2 separate regions of the Homo sapiens genome follow, and region 2 is linked to region 1. Evidence: read pairs that join two places in POLR2A ChIA-PET (ENCODE). Cell type or tissue: PC-9. All regions are shown on one strand. Each heading gives the region's core, and the rest is flanking DNA. Links, peaks and the distances in the headings are about the cores only.

Evidence for each region. ChIA-PET counts read pairs that join two places held together with the same protein. Peaks named below come from ENCODE experiments on the same cell type or tissue, not always from the same donor. Only the 100,000 strongest peaks of a DNase experiment are listed, where the experiment ranks them.
Region 2: POLR2A ChIA-PET joins it to region 1 with 14 read pairs; 1 of 35 experiments calls an interaction of 5 or more read pairs at or near these places.

Annotation. Positions count from the first base shown.
Region 1 is chr11:74,277,274-74,284,711 of GRCh38, forward strand. It overlaps P4HA3 (prolyl 4-hydroxylase subunit alpha 3), which reads right to left. Exons shown (of 13, transcript NM_182904.5): 8 at 2,115-2,179. Among named protein-coding and RNA genes, the nearest start is that of P4HA3-AS1, 30 kb to the right of the region's middle. In PC-9, for the core only: no CTCF peak of the experiment used is centred there; DNase peaks (open chromatin) are centred at 1,748 and 3,498; H3K27ac peaks cover 1,232 bases.
Region 2 is chr11:73,954,669-73,958,668 of GRCh38, forward strand. DNAJB13 (DnaJ heat shock protein family (Hsp40) member B13) reads left to right here. Exons shown (of 8, transcript NM_153614.4): 2 at 3,649-3,752. Among named protein-coding and RNA genes, the nearest start is that of DNAJB13, 5.6 kb to the left of the region's middle. In PC-9, for the core only: no CTCF peak of the experiment used is centred there; a DNase peak (open chromatin) is centred at 1,713.

The DNA.
Region 1 (7,438 bases), core at 11-4,010:
GAGAGGGAGGGAAGACAGACATAAATGCCTAATTACCTATGCATTCCTCATGTTAAGTCTGCCCAGTCCACTTTGTTCTCTACCTCAACAAACTCACAGCATTGAGATACAAAGAGGAATAAGACAAAACCCCTGCCTTCAAAGCTGCTATGGTGTAGAGACATCTGAACAGAGGGACCCGGGTACAGTGGGAAAAGCTTGTGATTTAGAGAAATGTGACGAGTCCCTGATCCTCTGTGATCCTAAGTCAAGTATTTAACCATTAACCTCTCTAAGGGTCAGTGTGTTGTCTATAAAATTGGGATGATAATAATATCTACTTCACAGACTTATAAAGATTGTGAGAGGCAATGCTTATGAAGACACTTTGTGAACTATACATTAGTGTTACTTTTAAACACAGGAAAATCTCTGCTCTACTGCAAGACAAGCCAGGATAGGGCAAAGGCCAAACAGCAGAGTTCAGTCTCTTTTCCTGAATGTCTTGTTGAGGTTCTGACAAAGTGGCAACTTTGGAATCAGAATTTACGTCCCTGGGAAGTGAGAAAGTGCTCCCTAAAGCCAGTGGGTCTCCTGGGGAGACGATAAGGCTCTGAGGGAACAGCCTTGGCATGATATGGAAGACCATTTCTTTGCTCTTTGCTTTTGATGGATTAGTGTGTTCATTCTTTCAAATAGAGTGCAAGCAGAGTGCTATGCCACATGCTCTTAGGTTACAGAGATCCCCAAGACAGAGCTATTGCCTTCTAAGAGCTCATGGATTATGGGGGAAAGGACAAACACAAATATAACTAAGAACAAAGTAAGGTACAGTGAAAAATTGAGAAACAGACTTTAAAGTGCTGGGAAGCACAGAGGAAGGAGAAGTTCATTCCAGTGGGGCACTCAGGTAAGATAGTGACATTTAAGCCAAATTTTGAAGAGTGCATAAAATTTCAATAGATGGAAAAGATGTAGGAGTATTCCAGCCTGAAGAAACAGCATAAGCACAGACATGGAGGTGTGGCAATAAATTATGAATAAGGAGATAGGAAGAAGTAACGGGAGATACAGCTGGAGAAGCAGGCTCAGGGCATGACATAGAAAACTGAAAACACTGTGATATGGAATCTGGACTTTATGGATAATGGGTACTCAGTGAAGGTGTGTGAGCAGGAAAATGATTTGGCAATTAGAAGTTCCCTGGTGACCTTTGGGAGACCAGCTCCAGCGAAGTTGTGAGGACAGAACCAAAAGTCAAAGAGTTGAAGAGTGATGCAAGTGGAGAAAGAAAGTAGTTTCTTGTTCGGAAAAGGGAAGAAAATACCACCTGCTCCCCTGGAAGCAATTAACCCAAGGCTGAATTTTCTCTCTGACACTAGAATATCAGAAAGGTTAGAAAAAGCAATGAGGCTGAGGTCATAGGGACCTTCCATAGGTTAGAGAATAACTACTAATATGAAAGGCCCTTAATGTACCAGACCAAGTAAGTTAAGCCAAATGATTCTGAATCACAGCTTTCATCACTCACCTCCCTTCCCAGACAGCACAAACTGATCTCCATCCTGAGGTCTGGCCTCCCCCCAAGGATGCTGACGTCACTGTCTCACATGTCTTTGGTGGATGTAAGTAAAGGGCTGCAGTGGGGGGTGGGCAGGGCTGGAGGGGTGGGATAAAGCTGGGCTCTCACAGCTGAATCTGCTCCTCTACAGAAGCCATCAGGGCCAGAGTCTATTTGTCCTTCTGGTCTCATTCTTGGCAAGTCATGCTTTCAATATGAGTCAGGAGGTGGGAATGGAATCTTGTAAAGTTAAATTACAAATGTGGACAGGACTGTATCTTCTGGAAAAGCAATCCTGTTTAGGAGAACAACTATAGACATATTTTTTGGTTTAGGGCAGAGGAGCTCTTCCAAGTCTCTCTCGAATGGCCTTCTAGTTAAACCCTCAGATGATCTAACAACCTGGGAAAGGGGAGTGGAAACTTCACCCTCTTAAAAAGAATGTACAGCTATAAACGTGAACTAGGGATTCTCCACCTCTGGAGGTCCCTGAATGGCTGTTGCTGACTGGCAGTCAGCTATGCTACGGCCCGAGGGTGGGCAGCAGGTATGACCAAGGAAGGGCCCTTCTTACCTTTTGCTGATGCGGTACTCCACTTGTAACTGCTTCTCCCCTGATGCCACCACTGACCTCTGTAGCTGGTGGGAAGAATGTAAGACAAAGTCCAAGTGGTTATGATGCAAAAGGAAAGTTTTGTCACTTCCACAGACATATTTCTCTCTTAAGCATCAACATAACAGATGCCAGTTCCTCCTTAATTAGAGGACATTTTGCATGTGGGACTAATTTAGTGACAGCTATCAATCCTGAAAATAAAAGATCATAAGTGACCAAAGATCGTAGAGTTGAAAATAACCTTTAACACTGTGTCTAGTCGACAGTAAGCACTCAATAAAAGTTTGCTGAGTTGAATTTAACTGTTATTTGAATCCCTTTTGTATCTGTAAGACTGTGAGTTAGGTAAGAACAGGGGCTATTTCTCATTCGTCTTTGTTTCCCAGGGTCAGGCACAGGGCCTGACCTATGGTAAGCACTTCGTAAGTGTTTGTCGAATTAAATGAACACCTCCAGCAACAGGAAACTCTCTACACTCAGAGGCAGCCTGCTCCTTTTGAATATTCTAATGAAAGCCTTTCCTTACAGAGAATCAGAGTCTGTTTTTGCTACAACCACTTTTTTAAAAAATTGATATATAATAGTTACAGATGTTGAGGGTACTTGTGAGATTTTCATAGCTGCAACTGCCTTGATTATGAAAAGACAACAACAGTTTTGATAACACTAGTTTAACTAAATGCCTCTCTTTTGTTCTGAATGTCTAGGTATAGCATTTAAATTATTATTATTATTATCTTTAGAGACAGGGTCTTGCTCTGTTGCCCAGGCTGGAGTGCACTAGTACGATCATAGCTCACTACAGCCTCCAACTCCTAGACTCAAGCAATCCTCCCACCTCAGCCTCCCAAATAGCTGGGACCATAGGCACATGCCACCAAACCTGGCTAATTTAAAAAAAAAATGTTTTTGTAGATACGGGGTCTTGTTTTGTTGCCCAGGCTGGTCTTGAACTTCTGGTCTCAAGGGATCCTCCCACCTCGGCCTCCCAAAGTGCTGGGATTACAGGAATGAGCCACCATACCGGGCCTAAATTATTTTTAAATAAAGTGTCTCCTAATTGCAAAATCCAGGGACAGAAAGAGAAATATTATTTATTTATATGAGGGTAAACATGTCTACTTCTGCCTCTGTCATCAGAATGTCAGCTCATGAGGGCAAGGACTTGGCCTTTTTTCAGTGCTGTATCCCCAGGGTCCATTCAACACCTGGTGGTGGAGTAGGTGCTTAGTACTGGTTAAATAAACAAATGAATGAAATAGGGCACTGCCCTTAAAGGTACTCACAGGGCTCAGACCCAGCTCTGGTGCTTCACAGGCAGGCAGAGCAGTGCCTGGGGCAATGAGCTACACAGACAGAAGCTCTTTCCCTTCTCTGAAGCTTCCATAATGTCATTGTCCCTCCTGCTAAACCAGATAGACAGTCTTGGAAAAGCCTCTTCCTTTCCTTGGGCCTGTTTCCCCATCTAAATTCTGCACAGCAAAAGAAACTACCATCAGAGTGAACAGGCAACCTACAAAATGGGAGAAAATTTTTGCAACCTACTCATCTGACAAAGGGCTAATATCCAGAATCTACAATGAACTCAAACAAATTTACAAGAAAAAAACAACCCCATCAAAAAGTGGGCGAAGGACATGAACAGACACTTCTCAAAAGAAGACATTTATGCAGCCAAAAAACACATGAAAAAATGCTCACCATTACTGGCCATCAGAGAAATGCAAATCAAAACCACAATGAGTTACCATCTCACACCAGTTAGAATGGCAATCATTAAAAAGTCAGGAAACAACAGGTGCTGGAGAGGATGTGGAGAAATAGGAACACTTTTACACTGTTGGTGGGACTGTAAACTAGTTCAACCATTGTGGAAGTCAGTGTGGCAATTCCTCAGGGATCTAGAACTAGAAATACCATTTGACCCAGCCATCCCATTACTGGGTATATACCCAAAGGACTACAAATCATGCTGCTATAAAGACACATGCACACGTATGTTTATTGCGGCATTATTCACAATAGCAAAGACTTGGAACCAACCTAAATGTCCAACAATGATAGACTGGATTAAGAAAATGTGGCACATATACACCATGGAATACTATGCAGCCATAAAAAATGATGAGTTCATGTCCTTTGTAGGGACATGGATGAAATTGGAAATCATCATTCTCAGTAAGCTATCACAAGAACAAAAAACCAAACACCACATATTCTCACTCATAGGTGGGAATTGAACAATGAGATCACATGGACACAGGAAGGGGAACATCATACTCTGGGGACTGTTGTGGGGTGGAGGGAGGTGGGAGGGATAGCATTGGGAGATATACCTAATGCTAGATGACGAGTTAGTGGGTGCAGCGCACCAGCATGGCACATGTATACGTATGTAACTAACCTGCACAATGTGCACATGTACCCTAAAACTTAAAGTATAATAATAATAATAATAATAATAATAATAAAAGTTTGGGACAAAAAAATAAAAAATAAATAAAATGCAGCTTATGAACAACATGTGCTTGCGAGTTCCTCTCACATGTGGCTCTACAATCTTAGGAAGCAGGAAATCAGAAGGGGATTGATGTTGCCTCCATCCATTGTCCCTGGTGTCCTGTCCTGAGCCATTTGTAGAGGAGAAACTCATAGAAGAGAGATGCTCCCTTCTGTTCTTTTAGGGCAAAATCAATGGTTTAAAAAAAAAAAACAAAAAAAAACCCTAAGGAATCCCCCCCATCCCAAATTAAGGAGTCACCTTATATTTATTTCCTGTAACAATCATTAATTGTCTACCTACCAGTCACTCGTTTTTTGGAACAAATATTTATTGGTTGTTCTCTGTGCTAAGCACTGTGCTAGGCACTGGAAAAACAATGTTAATCCAGACAATGTCCCTGCCCCTAAGACATCTAATGGGGCCATAATAGGCAAGTATAGAATGCCATGGCAATAGAAAGAGGGACACATAGCCCATTCTTATGAGGGACAGGGAGTCTTTCCAGGATGTCCACAAGACACACTGGAATCATACAGGTGAGAAGTCAAGGGCAGTTCGTTCCAGGCAGACAGAAGAGTGTGCAGCTGGAGCGTCAAGTGCCGGGGGAGATGTGGTAGAAGGGGTTGGCAGCAGCCAGGCCATGGAGACTTGTAAGCACTCAAAGGCAAAAGTGACCCAGTGAAGAGTTTCAGCAAGGGCTTGAGTGGTCAGACCTGACCTTTTAAAGATTTACTCTGGCAGCAATGGGAAGAACATGGGGCAAGGCATTTGCAGAAAGATGATGCCTGCTAGTTTACAGTCTGACTGGGGAGACAGGATGCTGACCCAGGAAACTGTCAGTGATGTCAAACAACACATAAATGGCAGAATACATTTAAAAATTAAGTACCAAACAACCAGTGAGAAAAAGCTTAGAGTTCAGAGGAGGAATAGGTAATTGTATATGGCTCCAAAAAGTGCTCTGAAAAAGAACCAAAGGAGGCCAGAATGATCAGGGCTAGCGGGCCCAGCGAAGGTGCAGGGCTTCAACTGAGTCTTCAAAGATGGGCAGGATGTGGTGAGAGAGAGAAGTGATGAGTGAGTGTGCTTTGGGAAAGGGACAGTGACTAGGAAGCAGAGATATTCAACACAAGCCACTGAGGCATCTGTCTTCAGTTCCCATGGGGAAGCCACTACCATGTCAGTCCAGGGCTGATTCCTGGGAGAGCCACAGACCAGACAGGCATCAGCAGCCCCAGAGAGACACTTCTAGGGGAAGGAAGTGTGCCAAGATCTGTGCATGCTAAATGGACGACATGGCCATGAACATTTAAATCAACGTCTCTGGGTGGGTCACTTCTCCCGTTACCATGGCAACAGGGCTGTTATAAGGAAAAAGCAGCTGCTGGCCAAAAGCTACTACTGCTGGCTCACTGCAAAGCTGAACCTGTTTGCTCCAATTCACCAGTGGGGCTTAATTATCTCAAAAAGCTTCTGTGCAAAGATTCTAGACTTTCCTGGAGGGGCTTTTAGATGAAATGATGATTGCCCCTCTTCTCCCTCCAATCCATGTCTGCTGTTACAGTCTTCCTTAAAAATCAGACATGATCATGCAACTCTCCCATTAAAACTGTCCAACAGCTCTCCTGCTGCCTACAGGATAAAATCCAAACTCCCCGGCATGGCATTTATAGCATCTGCTAATGGTGTCTCACATCTAGCTTCATTTCCTATCACCTCTCGCCCCCATCCCTTGCACACTTCAGCCACCAAGCTTCTGCCCAGTCTCTGAACATACCACATATCAGGCCCTTGCACATACTGTTTTGTCTTTCTGGAATACCCTTTGCTACCTTCTTTCTCTGATAGATGTCACCTCCACAGTGAAGCCTTCCCTGATTCTTCCTCCCTTCCCCATCTCTTCTTCACCCAATTGCCTTTTCTTTAGAGGAAGCCTTGCTTTTTTATGTGCATAGCACAACTCTCTGCCCACACCTCTATGATAGCATGTATCATAGTGTAGTGTAAATATTTGTTTTTCTCCATTGTGCACTAAGTTTCCAAGAGGAAAGAACCAATACTTCATCTCACTGTAAAAGCCCAGCACCCAGGCCAGTGTCTGGCACACAGTGGGCTCTATTCTGTTGACGAATGACTAATGGCTGCCTGGATGAACTGCACATGTTAAGGGCACAATGTCTGGCTTGACAGAAATAATTCTGAGACAATATCTTTAAAGAGGCAACATGCTTATAGAGGTGCATTTTTTCTTGTTAATATTTAGCACACTTCCTAGGGGGAGGATTAAATGTCCTCTTCCCATTGACATCCAGCTTGGCTTGGTGACTTGCAGTGCTTTCCCTGTGGAAGAATTAGAACCTTGCTGTTAACTGCAGTAGTGCCCACATGCTTTGCTCTGACCAGTGAAACATGGGTGGAAGTAACATCTGGCACTTCCATGCAGAAGCTTTATGAACCAGCTCATGTTTGCCATTTGTCTTTTTCCTCTTCCATGAGACTGGCAATGTCCCATACAGAGGCTGCTCTGTCAGGCTGGGTCTCCAAGTGAAGACAGTGGGATGGCTTCAATCAAAATTTAATCTAATCATGATTGTAATTTAATTTAATCATGATTGTAATTTAATTATAATCATAATTACATTATAACTAAATTTTTCCTTAAAACAGCCCTGTTGCCATGGTAATGGGAGAAGTGACCCACCCAGAGATGTCTATTTAGTCATTCATGGCCGTGTCGTCCATTTGGCATGCACAGACCTTGGCACACTTCCTTCCCCTA
Region 2 (4,000 bases), core at 1-4,000, 320 kb before region 1:
AATAAGGCTGGGCACGGTGGCTCATGCCTGTAATCCCAGCACTTTGGGAGGACGAGGCAGGAGGATCTCCTGAGGTCGGAAGTTCAAGACCAGCCTGGCCAACAAGGTAAAACCCTGTCTCTACTAAAAAAAATTAGCCAGGCGTGGTGACGGGTACCTGTAATCCCAGCTACGCGGGAGGCTGAGGCAGAAGAATCGTTTGAACCTGGGAGGTGGAGGTTGCAGTGAACCAAGATTGAGTCATTGTACTCCAGCCTGAGCAACAAGAGCAAAACTCCATTTCAAAAATAAATAATAAATAAAAATAAATAGAGTGATTAAAAGAACTATGTAGGTTTCAAAAAGCAGTCCTTAACCCTTCTCCCCTGCAATAACTCTAAGTCACATGTATGACATGCTTGCTCATGGGATCACCTAGATATTGATCAAAAAAAAAAAGAGCTAAACTTATATAAGGAAGAAAAACATCATGATAGTTTATAATTGCCCAGGATTCATAATTGCAGCGTTCAAGCTGTGATTTCACCCCTTTCTCTCCCACTCAGGAAAGCAGGTGAATGAGAGTGATGTTATTGCAGGGATAATTTTGAAACCACTCAAATTTATATGAAAAACTAAACCTTTCTCAAACCTTGTTACTTTTTTTTTTTTTTTTTTTGAAACGGAGTCTCTCTCTGCCACCCAGGCTGGAGTGCAGTGGCAGGATCTCTGCTCACTGCAACCTCCACCTTCTAGGTTCAAGTGATTCTTCTGCCTCAGCCCCCTGAGTAGCTGGGACTACAGGTGTGTGCCACTGTGCCCGGCTAATTTTTTTATTTTTAGTAGAGACGGGGTTTCACCATGTTGGCCAGCCTGGTCTCGAACTCCTGATCTCAAGTGATCTGCCTGCCTCGGCCTCCCAAATTGCTGGGATTACAGGAGACTGAGATGGGCAGATCACTTGAGGCCAGGAGTTTGAGACCAGCATGGCCAACACGGCAAAAACCCGTCTCTACTAAAAATACAAAAATTAGCCAGGTGTGGTGGTGGGCACCTGTAGTTCCAGCTACTTGAACCTGGGAGGCGGACAATGCAGTGAGCCCAGATCGCGCCACTGCACTCCAGCCTAGGTGACAGAGTGAGACTCTATCTCTAAATAAATAAATAAAAATAACTGACTGTGACCTTTATAATTGAGAAAGGCTGGTTTGGAAGGCTGTGACAATTGTCTTCAAGTCTCTGAAGGTAGATATTCTCTCTGTAAGGTCCCCAGGGCACAGCCAGGACCCTTATGGATGGAGGGGCAGTTGCAGGACCACAGATCCAGCTTCCTGTCCGCAGTAAGAGGAGGCATTGCCTAAAAGTCAGAGCCATGCCACAGTGAGATGGACTGTCCTGCAGGATGCTTAGCATGTATCATTTATTTACTCACTCCTGCTCAGTGCCCAGCACTGGGGCTAGAACTGGATGCAGCAACTCCAGGACCTCCCAGTCTATTAGACAGAGGAGTCAATATACACCTGGAACACAGCACTGCTGAGGACAAGGATCAAAGGTGCTGGGGACTTGGGAAGGGGAGTCTAACCTAGAAAGGAGGCTAACAATCAGGGAAGGTGCCCTGGAGGATTTGGCACCTGAGTCGAAAGTTGAAGGATGAATTAAAAATTGCCCAGAGAAGCTGGGAGGAGCTGCAGAGGGGTGAGTCATGCAGGAGAGGTCAAGGGAGCAGCAAGAGAGAACAGTGAGTGAGGCCAGAGGGAGAAGCAGGGGCTTGGATCTTAGAATGAGACATCCGAGTTTTATGCTGGAGACAATGGGGAAACCAGTGAAGGGTTATGCCAGGAGAGGGACCTGGTCAGAAAGTATTTCAGAAGGCTGGGCGCTGTGGCTCATGCCTGTAATCCTAGCATTTTGGGAGGCTGTGGTGGGCGGATCACCTGAGGTCAGTAGTTCAAGACCAGCCTGGCCAACATGGTGAAACCCTGCCTCTACTAAAAATACAAAAATTAGCCAGGCGTGGTGGCTCGCGCCTGTAATCCCAGCTACTTGGGAGGCTGAGGCAGGAGAATCGCTTGAACCCAGGAAGCAGAGGTTGTAGTGAGTAGAGATTGTGCCATTGCACTCCAGCTTGGGCAACAAGAGAGAAACTCCATCTCAAAAAAAAAAAAAAAAAAAAGTATATGTCTGGGCTCAGTGAATTTATGATACCTTGGAGAGGAGATGGCAAGTAGGCACTTGGAGGTAGTCTTTGGCTCAGGGAAGTGGTCTGGTTCGGGATGGAGATTTAGCTGTGAGAGACAGAAGCCTGCCTCTGGAATAAGAAGAGAAGCTGTGGAACTCTGGGGATGGCGGCGAGGCGGGTGTGGGCACTAGAAAAGCGGGTGGAGGCAAGGTGGGGGGTCACGCCTGGGCTGAATGACAGGCGTCTGTGCTGGATGCTTCCCGTGCAGCCCTCCAGACCCACTCCCCACCCTTCCTGCCCTGCTGCGCTCCGGGAGGCTTCCTTGCCCTCAGCCTTCCACATGGAGCCGGCCCAGGGGAGCATCAGGCGGGGAGATGGGGAGGGAGAAGGGCAGGGCTGCGGCTTTATTCCCCAGTTCTCCTCCTATGGGGTCTCTTCAGTCAGCTGTGTCGCTTGACAGAAGGTCACAGCTCCGCTGAGGGCCCTGTCCACACACTCCAACAGACCCCTCGGGGTTCCTGGCCTGGGAAAACTGCACTCCGCTGTCCCTGGCAGTCTCCCTCCGCTCCTCCAGCACCTGGGCGAATGGTCCCTTTATTAAGCTCTCCACAAACCACCCAATCCGCTCCATCTCTCCCCCACCCCGGGTCACTGCCGATACATATTCTCAGACGCTGCGATGTCTGCCCTTCAGAAACAGGCCAGCTGGTACGACTTGTATCAACCCTCCCTCCTCCAGGTGCCGCAGACTCGCCCTTTAACCACCCGTTGAAGTCAAATGAGCCGTCTTCAGCAGAGATTTTCAGGCAAATAGCAGAGGACTGGGCAGGAACAGAAGTGGGGAAAAAATGAGCAGAGAGAGGGTGGGGGCGGCACAGGAACCGGACGGGCACTGAGCGCCTCAGCCATGCCCGCTGCACACCCAATTGTAGCTCATCCTCCCAAGATGCCTGTGTGTCTGCTCCGGTCCTCTAAGAAGCAAACAGGATTAGATGAGCAGGAAATGCACCTGGAGAAACCGTGAAGTATGAAGGGAAGGGAGCAGGGGCGCGCACAGTACAGCCTGACACCTGCGAGTGGAGACAGGGAGGGGAGGAAGGAGGGAGAGTGCAGCGAGGCCCGGGGAGCAGCTCAGCCAGCCTCTGGGGAGCCCTCGCGCAAAGCTTGCCCGTTGGAGGAGTCCTGTGTCTTGCAGGAATGGGCCAGCCCTGGTATCCCCACCACACGTAAGCATTGAGGGCAGCTCAGGGGCAGTTGCTTCAGCTCAGATGCCCAGGGGGGCAGCTGCTGGAACTGTCGGTCAACTGTGCTCCCCGCACCAGCTACTCTTCAAGAGCTGAGCAGTGCACCTCCGCAGCCACCACAGCTGGTGAAGTCACCCCGGATTTATAGCTAGGCAGGAGTGAACAGAGTGCCGGCTCTGAACTCTGGTCCGCCCTCAGAAACAGACCAGCTGATAAGACTTGTATTAATTCTCCCTCTTCCAGGTACCGCAGACTCGCCCTTAAGCACCACCCGTTGAAGTCAAATGAGCCGTCTTCAGCAGAGATTTTCAGGCAAATAGCAGAGGCCTACGACGTGCTGAGTGACCGTGAGTAGGTGTGGGGCTGAGCACCCCGCTTGATTAGGATCATTCCTTAAGTCTCTAGACTGTTGGGTTTTCTGAGGGGGCCCAATAACGAGGAAGCATCCTTCTTCCCTGCCTAGAATCTAGACACACAGAGAAGACAGAATACGGACCCGCCTTTCTCAGTAGAAGCAAGCTGAGGTGGAGGACGTGGGGTGTGGAGCCCAGGATTACACTGACTCGCTCATCCTGGCAGGCAGTGTGGGAGCTGG